Linked DNA regions of Homo sapiens: all the other regions are linked to region 1. A link is a contact called in ENCODE Hi-C data. All regions are on one chromosome and are shown on one strand. The core of a region is the stretch at or near the end of the contact, and the rest is flanking DNA. Distances in the headings are between cores, read along the strand shown.

Evidence for each region. Hi-C counts contacts between places; a loop is a spot of excess contacts on that map. Pooled maps may share reads with other maps.
Region 2: a pooled map shows a loop between it and region 1 (28-fold over the local background). The contact joins the promoter of ZNF132-DT here to the promoter of ZNF416 in region 1. A Hi-C loop is called at or near these places in 1 of 37 single-sample maps with no recorded cell type and 8 of 50 pooled maps.
Region 3: a loop to region 1 is called in a pooled map, with 8 times the contacts of the local background. The contact joins the promoter of ZNF71-SMIM17 here to the promoter of ZNF416 in region 1. A Hi-C loop is called at or near these places in 4 of 50 pooled maps.

What each region holds. Positions count from the first base shown.
Region 1 is chr19:57,577,380-57,580,195 of GRCh38, forward strand. ZNF416 (zinc finger protein 416) reads right to left here and starts at 1,532. Exons shown (of 4, transcript NM_017879.3): 1 at 1,293-1,532; 2 at 678-719. The coding sequence starts at 1,325. RefSeq lists a silencer at 1,222-1,441.
Region 2 is chr19:58,439,040-58,441,803 of GRCh38, forward strand. ZNF132-DT (ZNF132 divergent transcript) reads left to right here and starts at 1,409. Exons shown (of 1, transcript NR_186311.1): 1 at 1,409-2,764. It overlaps ZNF132 (zinc finger protein 132), which reads right to left and starts at 1,114. Exons shown (of 3, transcript NM_003433.4): 1 at 720-1,114. The coding sequence starts at 782. It also overlaps a transcript of ZNF324B not described here. RefSeq lists enhancers at 780-1,290, 1,523-1,652, 1,802-2,311.
Region 3 is chr19:56,594,013-56,596,751 of GRCh38, forward strand. It overlaps ZNF71-SMIM17 (ZNF71-SMIM17 readthrough (NMD candidate)), which reads left to right and starts at 1,290. Exons shown (of 5, transcript NR_163263.1): 1 at 1,290-1,416. It overlaps ZNF71 (zinc finger protein 71), which reads left to right and starts at 1,290. Exons shown (of 4, transcript NM_001370215.1): 1 at 1,290-1,416. RefSeq lists a silencer at 1,252-1,641.

The sequences.
Region 1 (2,816 bases), core at 282-2,781:
CTTCCATATTTCCAGCTGCTAAACCCAAACACCTTGCTTTTACCCCTAAATCCTACTTTTCTATCTCAAAATCCAGGCTTCCCTACTTAAAAAAACTGATCTAAAATCCAACTACCACCTCCACAGCCACCACACAAGTCCAGCCACCAGTAACACTCACCTGGACTACTGCAGCAGCCTTCTTCACTATCTTCCTATCTCATACCTCACACTCAGCCTGTTCTCTCAGCTTGGCCACACACAGGGAACCTGATGAGACCTGGATCAGATCACATACCTCCTCTGCCCCCAAACTGTCATTGCTCATCACACACTCCAGAAGAAACACCCGACAACTGACAGCCATTTTTTGTCTGATTCCTGCATCCCAGCTTTCAGTTCCCATGAGAAAGAAAACAGCTGTAGTTTCCTAAACCAGCTCAGCCTGACCTTCAAGCACTTGCTCATCTGGTATCTAAGCCTGAGACAACGTTCCACACCTTACTTTACTGGTTCCCAGCAATAGGAACCATTCTATACCAGCTTCCAGCCTGGATGTATGACCCTGGGACTGATGTTTGTTCAGGATTCCTAGAACCAAGGACCCAAAGAGTGCCAAGAGAAGAGTCCCAGAACACAATCTCAGAGACAAACACTGGGGTCAGCATCAGTGAGGGCCCGAAACACTCTCCACTCACCTGTGTAAAGCCCATAAGTTTAGCTTCTGCAGTCACGGGAACCTGCGGGAAGAGGAAGGCTATGAGAGGCAGGTAACTATGGTGGAAGCTCCATGGGCTGATGCCTCCTTGTTTCCCTGCGCAGCCCTGGAGCCAGGTGACTTGGTGATGACTAAATTATTATTGCTCCTCAGTTCCGTGTGACTCTTACCTGCTGTGGGACCTTGCACAAGGACTCAACTTCCCTGTGCCTCGGTGTTATCCCCCTTCCAGGCTGTTCCAACTCTGAGTAACTTTAGAAAAAATTTGAAAAGTCTAACTCAGACCATGTGCCTCGTCTGTTCACAACCACCCATGGCTCTCAGCGTCTTGAAAAGAAAGAGCCTCATTTTACCATTCGGGCGTGAACGTTACTGGCTCAATCGTCCCAGCAAGATTCACAGAAACCGGCCCCTCCGCCTGCCACACCCTCCACAGCCCACGACACCAGGCTTGTAAATGGGAGCCCCACCCGCGAGGGCCTCATAGTCCTGGACTCTAGGGTCGGGCTGCAGGGACGCAAGCAGGCGCCCCTCATGCAGGGTGTTGGATTTCCGGCGGAGAGGGCAGGTGAGGCCCGGGAGACGCAGCACTCACCGAAGTCGAATCCCTAAGCACGGCCGCCGCCATCGGATTGTGAGCGGAGCGGGGCCGGGAGCGGCGGGCGACCCGGGGCGGGAACCCAGGCACGGCTGCCACCAGCGCCAGCGACCCACCGGCTGATGCGCAGCGGGGCGACCCCCGCTCTGTGCCGGAGGCAGCGTTTCTAACTCAGGCGGCGTGGGCCGAGGTAGAGAACCACCAAAATTACCATCTCGGAGCGGTGCCGGAAGTCCCGCCTTACCGTATGCAACAAACGGAGACAGGTCCGTTCCTGAACGTTGATTGGCTCCGCGTCTTTGCAGCTTGGCGCTCGGCATTATGGGTAATGTAGTTCTCAGAAGCCCAGGGTTCCGGTGCCCTCCCTGAGATTCACCCGGAACAAGGGCTAAGCGGCCCGCGGAGGGCGCTAGGAAAAGGCGCGACACCAAGAGCGAGACAGGGACTTGCTGCTCCTTAAAGGGGCCGCTGGCCGATTTCCGCAGTCCCATACCCACTGAAGGGAGTGTCTGGGTTAAGATAAGAGGTTGTAGAGACCAAGGTTCTTATTAAGCAGATGAAGCTTTCACGCAGCAGGCTTCAGAGGGAATAGATTGTAAATGTTTCCTATCAGACTTTGAAAGGTGCCAGACTCTTAATTCTTTCCTGGACCATGAAAATAAAAAAACCCTGGAGAGGAAAGGGGATTCTCAGCAAAATGCAGATTCCACAAGACACACCTTTGCAGGGCCTCTTCAAAATATGTCAAATAAATAAAGTTTAGAGTAAAATACTTCAATTCCTTTCAGGGCCTGCTATCTGTCATGTAATGCTATACTACAATCAGGCTGGAATTCACTGTCTTATTGCTACAAGAAGTCTTAAAATCTCTGTTTTAATGTTAATGCTGGTCAGTTGTGCCTGAATTCCAAGGGGAGGAGGGCAAGTCTGACCCTCACTTCCCATCACGTCCTGAACTAGTTTTTCAGATTAACTTTGGAATGCCCTTGGCCAAGAGGAAGGATGCATTCAGATGGTTGGGGGGCTGGGAATTTTATTTTTGGTTTACACTTCTCATGCCTCTTGGAATCTCTGAACCACATACAACGGCCATTTGTTGAGTAAAAGCTTCCAATGCAGGAAACTGTCTCTTTCAGCCTCATGCTATACACCATTAAAACAGTAATTACTGGCAATAAGACTGGGCTTTCTTAAACATACAGGATCTCACAGACCATAAGCCTATGATCCTTCATACCAGCTGCCCATAATACTTTTGGTTTTGGAAGCAGCACCCCATAACCTCAGCATGGCTACCAAGGCCTCCTTAAGACAGGGTAGAATGAATAAGATCTAGTATTTGATAGCACAGTAGAGAGACTACAGTCAACAGTAATTTATTGTACATTAAAAACAACTAAAAGAGTATTATAACTAGAATGTTTGTAACACAAAGAAATGATAAATGCTTGTGTACCCTGATATGATTATTACACATTGTATGCCTGTATCACAATATCTCACGTATCCCATAAATATACA
Region 2 (2,764 bases), core at 159-2,658, 860 kb after region 1:
CTGGGATTACAAGTGTGAGCCACTGCACTCAGCCTTAGGTCAATCTTAACATTTCACTTTCTTTCACTGTCCCACATCAGGTAATCCATGGCCCAGTTTGGGCAGATTCAGAAGCCAACCATCTGTCCTACCTCCACGGGCACCCCTCTGTCCAGCTACCCAAAGCACACATCTGGACCACATCTGTCAGCTCCTCACTGGCCTTCCTGCTCCACCATCACCATCCCTCCAGTCTGCTGCCCACTAGGCATCCATAGGGCGTCTGTTAAGACTGGAGTCAGAGCACCTACTTCCTCTACTCCAAACCTTCCATGGCTCCCACCACCATCAGAATAGAGGTCCAGCTCCTCAGGCTGCCATTCCAGGCCTAACTATTGGTTTCCCTTCCCTGTTTCCACCAGACTAAATGGAGACCGGCAGTCCCCAGAATGCTTCCATTTCATCACCACTAAACAAGGTACACATGCTGGTCACTGTCCCTGGGACAGCCTTCCAGATCTCATTCCACAGGATTCCAGAAATGGGAATCCCTCGATATAACCCCTTGCCTGGATTCAGGATGGTAAGGGTAAGTGACTCCCAGGGCAGGGCCCAGGACCCACGTGTGAGGACAGGACACGATCAAGAGTCCCAGGACACCAACATCCCCTCTATCTGGGCTTCAGGATCCTGAGGGCCGGAATCCCAGCGGGTGAGGGCCTGGGGCACACTCCACTTACCTGCGCCGGGCCCATCAGCAACGCTGGCAACCCCATTAGAACCTGTGGGCTGGGCAGGGCCATAACAGGAGGCCCAGGGCTAGCCCTGCCGCTGGGCCGAACCCTCACACTTCCGCTGGGTGACGGTCGCACTCAGGACCTGTCTTCCCAAATGCAAAATGCGCGCAAGGCCTCTGGGCACCGCAGGGACGAAGGCTGGGTATGGAGACCCTGGAGACGCGTGGCGCTGGCTCCACTTTCGGGAACACCTTGGCTCATAAAAGCAGAGTAATTAGCCGGGCACTATGGTGCGTGTGAAGGCGCGGTGACGGTCCCTGCACCCACTCCCGTGCCCTGGTGTGGCTCCAGAGGCCTGCTGTAGCCCAACCCACCAGCAGCAAAATGAGGACCGCAATGGCGGCGCCGGAAGTCCCGCCTCTCAATGACAGCTCGGACTTGCCACTGGTCCGAGCTTTCATTGGCTCAAGGATCCCCGCCGTCTATGACGCTATTTCCCTATGCCCGTCACGCTACTGCTAGGTCGTTGCCAAGGTGATTGAGGAATGGCGTTTATTGCGTCGCTGCTCAGGCAACGCAAACTACATTATCCAGAAGGACCCTCGCGGTGCCTCAGGGCTGGCCATTGGCAGCCGAGGAGACAGGCACTTCCGGGCGGAGTGTAAGACGCTGGCCAATCACAGCCTGGCAGCGGGACTTCCGTCGTCGTCCTCGGACCATCACTTTGGCATTTCTCGATTTTGTCTGCTTCTGAAGGGACCGCGTTGTCAGGCGAGGGACGGAATCTTGGAGGCTCCCTGGGCCCATGGAAACAGGAGCGAGGAAGGCACGAGAGTCGGGGAAGTTCCGCCTTCTTGACATACAAGCGCCCCCACCGCGGCGAATATCGCCCCTGAGCCCAGTGTTCGCCCCCCACAACACCGCACCCCCCTTCCCCACCCTGTGCCTTAGATAAAGCCGGCCCAGTGGGACCCTCAGGTTGCACCGCGCGGAGGTGTCCGCGGCTCTCGGGAGTCGTCGCCCTTGGCGTTATGTTGGCTTTAGGGAGCGCGAGGCCGAGGCCAAGAAAAGCTACGCATTGGGAGGTCTTGACCCAGTGTGCGCCCGGCTGTAGGCATGGAACGTGCGCCAAAGGTCTCCTGGCACCCACTCCGCTGGACTCAGCACCATTGTCCTAAGTCTCCGATTGAGAAGTATCTGCCCCAGGTCCTCTGCGGGCCCCACTGAACAGTGTGGAGCGTTCACAGGTTGGGGGTCACCATTTCAGAATCCAGTTTGTTGAGACGTGGAGGGTACAGGAGGAGGGATCTGCATATGCGAAGACTTGGACTTGACCCTGACCTGAGCGTTCAGGCAGGCTCTCATGCCCCCTTGGCAGCGAGTGGAGAGCGTAAGAGGAGTCCTGCCTCTCCTGGCACACCGAGGGCGCCTGGGAGCCATGAAAGGTGTTGAACAGAAAAGGGATGGACATGACCTGAGTTAGAATTTGGAAAGTATTTCAGTGGTTGCTGAATGAACACACTACTGGAGAAGGTGGTTGTAGTGGGGCTGGAAGCAGGGAGACTGTGGGGGAGGTTATTGCAGTATTGTTCCAGACAGTTATGATAGTGGCCTGTCCAGAACGGAAGCAAGAAGGATGGGAGAAGTGATCAGATTCCCAGTGGATCTTCAAGATAGAGCTAATGGAATTTTTTGCTACCTTAGATAAGTGGAATAAGCATGAGTAGGGGTGAAGGACCATCCCAAGTAGTTAGGAAGAATTAGGATGCCTCCTGTGGAGAATAGAGGTTGGCAGTTGGCAGGAGGAGGATGTTTCATGGAAGATTAGCGATGGATTTTGTAGGTATAGAGTCTGAATTGTCTGGAGACCTGTGAGTGGAGGTGTCAAATGGGCCTCTGGATATATAGAATTCTGGTGTGGCTTCAGGACGTCCAGACTGCATTATGTTGGTGGCCTGGCCCAGTGAACGGCCTGAGGATAGGATTTGGGAAGGAGGGTTTTAGGTTGGAGGACCAGTGGCTAGGGCTCACGCTCAGTGCTTAGATCA
Region 3 (2,739 bases), core at 40-2,539, 980 kb before region 1:
CATACACAGAAACGGGCTGAGGAAAGCAGAAACAGAGAACAAGAGTGGATGGGTCATTTCAAAGTTACTTTCCCTATCATGGTTAAAGCAAAGGGGATTTCTTTTATCATGCCTGCTAAACTGGCCTGTTTGGGACTTGGCTATTATCTCTCTCTTTCTCTCCTGAGAGGAGGTCAGGTAACAACTTAGTTGGAGTTGGTGGCCTGGAACTTCAGCATGAGTAGCTCCATTTCGATTTGATCTGTTGGGCCTAGTGCAGGAACTCAGTCCAAACCGATAGTCTCCTATACATTTTATTCTACACCTATGCTCATTTTCTTCTTTGCACATCTGTATGCTTAAAAAGTGTTCTTTAAAGATAAGCATGATTATCAGGTTTAAAGTTGCCTGGGATGGTCCCTCAGGCCAGTCCATTGGCTGGACTGCAGAAATGTCTGCAGCAGATGTGACACGCCTCTTTTATCCCCCTCATTTCTCTGCCTCCACCCATCCCTTGTCCTTTTCTGTTTTCCTTCCTCCCTCCTCCCTCTCCTTACCCATTCTTTCCTCTCTTCAGCCTGTCCTGCCCTCCCCAACTCGACTTCCTCTTTCTTTCCTCCTTTTCCCACCCTTTTCTTCTTCCTTATAGTCCTTTCCACCTTCTCATCCCCCTTTCCACCCTTTCTTCCTTCTCCTCCTTGCCGTCTCCATTCTCTTCCTTTCCTGCCTCCCTGCCCCTCCCTCCTCCCACCCGCTCCCTCTTCTTTCTGTTGGTTCCTCTCCTCTCTGACCTGTTCTTTTCCCTTAGTCTCTCCCCAGCCCTTCCTCCTTCCCCTCCATCCTTCTTCCAACCCCTCCTCCTTCTCCATCTCTTCTTCTTCCTCCCCAGCTCTCCTCCCCAAGTCCCTCTCCATCCTCTCTCTTCTCCCCGCTCCTCCCCATCCCTCCTCCCCTTCCATCCTTCTTCCCACCTCTCCTACTTCTTTTCTCCCTCCTCCCCCCTTCCCTCCTGTCCCTCCTCCTCGCCCCTCCTTTCCCTCCGTCTTTCTTTCCACCCTTCCTCCCTCCGTCTCTTCTCTCTCCTTCCCTTTCCCTGCCTCCTCCCCCTCAATCCTCCCTCTCGCCCCAGCCTCCTTGGCCGCGGAGTCCTCTGTGAGATGGAGGAGCTCAGTTGGCTCCGCTCGGCTCCACTCGGCTGGGCTCGGCTGAAAAAAGCCGGGGGGAGGTGGCGCGCGCGGGTTTCTGGGAAGCGTAGTCCGGCGCAGTCCGCGCAGGCGCACTGCCGTCGGGCGGGCCTAGCGGGCGCGGTCATTGTCCTGGCAGAGCGGCGAGCCGGTGAGTGTGGCTGCGGGGTCGCGCCCACCCTCTACCTGTGCCGGGGGCCGGAACCTGGCCCCGGGGAGGGCGCGGCCTCGGGGAGACGGCGTGCAGGCCCAGGTACGGGGAGTGCAGGGCTGGGTGCTGGTCCAGGGCGTGCGGGCGCAGGAGAGGGCGTGCAGGCCGGGACCGAGGTGCGCCTGGAGAGGCTGAGCGGCCGAGGAGAGGCTGAGGGGAAGCTGAGGGGCTAAGGAGAGGCTGACTGGAGGCTGAGGGGCTGAGGAGAGGCCGGGGCCAGGGAGGGAGAGGCGTGAGTGGGTTGGAGGTAGGAAAGTTGCATGAACACGAGGGCCATCCTGGGGGGAAGGTGGCCTGTGTGAGAGACAGGCAGTGCATATCATCCTGAGGATGAGGCTGTGTCTTTGTGGATATTGTGAATGTGTCTGTGTGTGTGTCTGTGTGGGTCTGTATGTGTGTGTGAGACAGATTGTGTCGTCCTGAGGGTATGGCTGTGTCTCTGGATATTGTGATTGTGTGTGTGTGTTTGTGTGTGTGTGTGTGTGTGTGTGTGTGTGTGTGTATGAGACAGAGAGAGAAACTGCGTGTCGTCCAGAGGCTGGGTCTGTGAATGAATGTGAATGTGTCCATGTATGTCCGTGTGGGTCATGTGTGGTAGCGTGTGTGTGTGTGTGTCCCACTTCTTCAGAGTCTTGGTCTCTCTGTGGAGCTGTGTCTCTCCAGGTCTCTGCCTATGCATGTGTGGTGATATCTCTGAGTGACTGCCTGTGTCCTTGTCTTTGGTGTTGTGGGTGTGTCAGCCTTGATCTCTGTCCATGAGTGTCTCTGTGGGAGGGTGCCCTCTGGGTGTCCACTATGTCTGCTCTTTCCATGCATGTCTCTTGGCATGAGTGTAGGGCTGTGTCTTTCCAGGGGCCAGTCCTGTCTGGATCTTTCCTATCTCTGTGTGTCCACCTGTGTCTAGAGTATTTCTTGATGTTTGCGTGTGACTCTGCAGGGGTGGGTGCGTCTGGGTGTGCCTCTTCCAAAGACTATATGCCTGGACAAGGGAGCCTAGCAGAGCCACTACCTTCTCACCCTACGCTTCTCCTAGTCTGCCTGCCCACAGTTCCCTGGCTTTTTCCTGCCCATAGAAGGCTCTGGAGGCGTAGGGGCCTGGGAGTGACAGGGGCCGGGTGGAGGAGGGGAAAAGGAAGGCTGTTTCTTCTGCCTCCCACAGGATCTTCTTAAAGTGGGATCAGACTCCCAAAGGGTCTCTGTGCCCTACTCTGTTCTGACCAAGGAGAGGTTGATTTGTTCAGGGAATGTGTATGCAGCCAGTGCTGGCCATTTATAGATGTCCCAGTAACTCTGAGGTAGAGACCATCATCATCCTTATCTTACAGATGGGGAAACTGAGTCTCAGACTAAGTGACTCACCCAAGG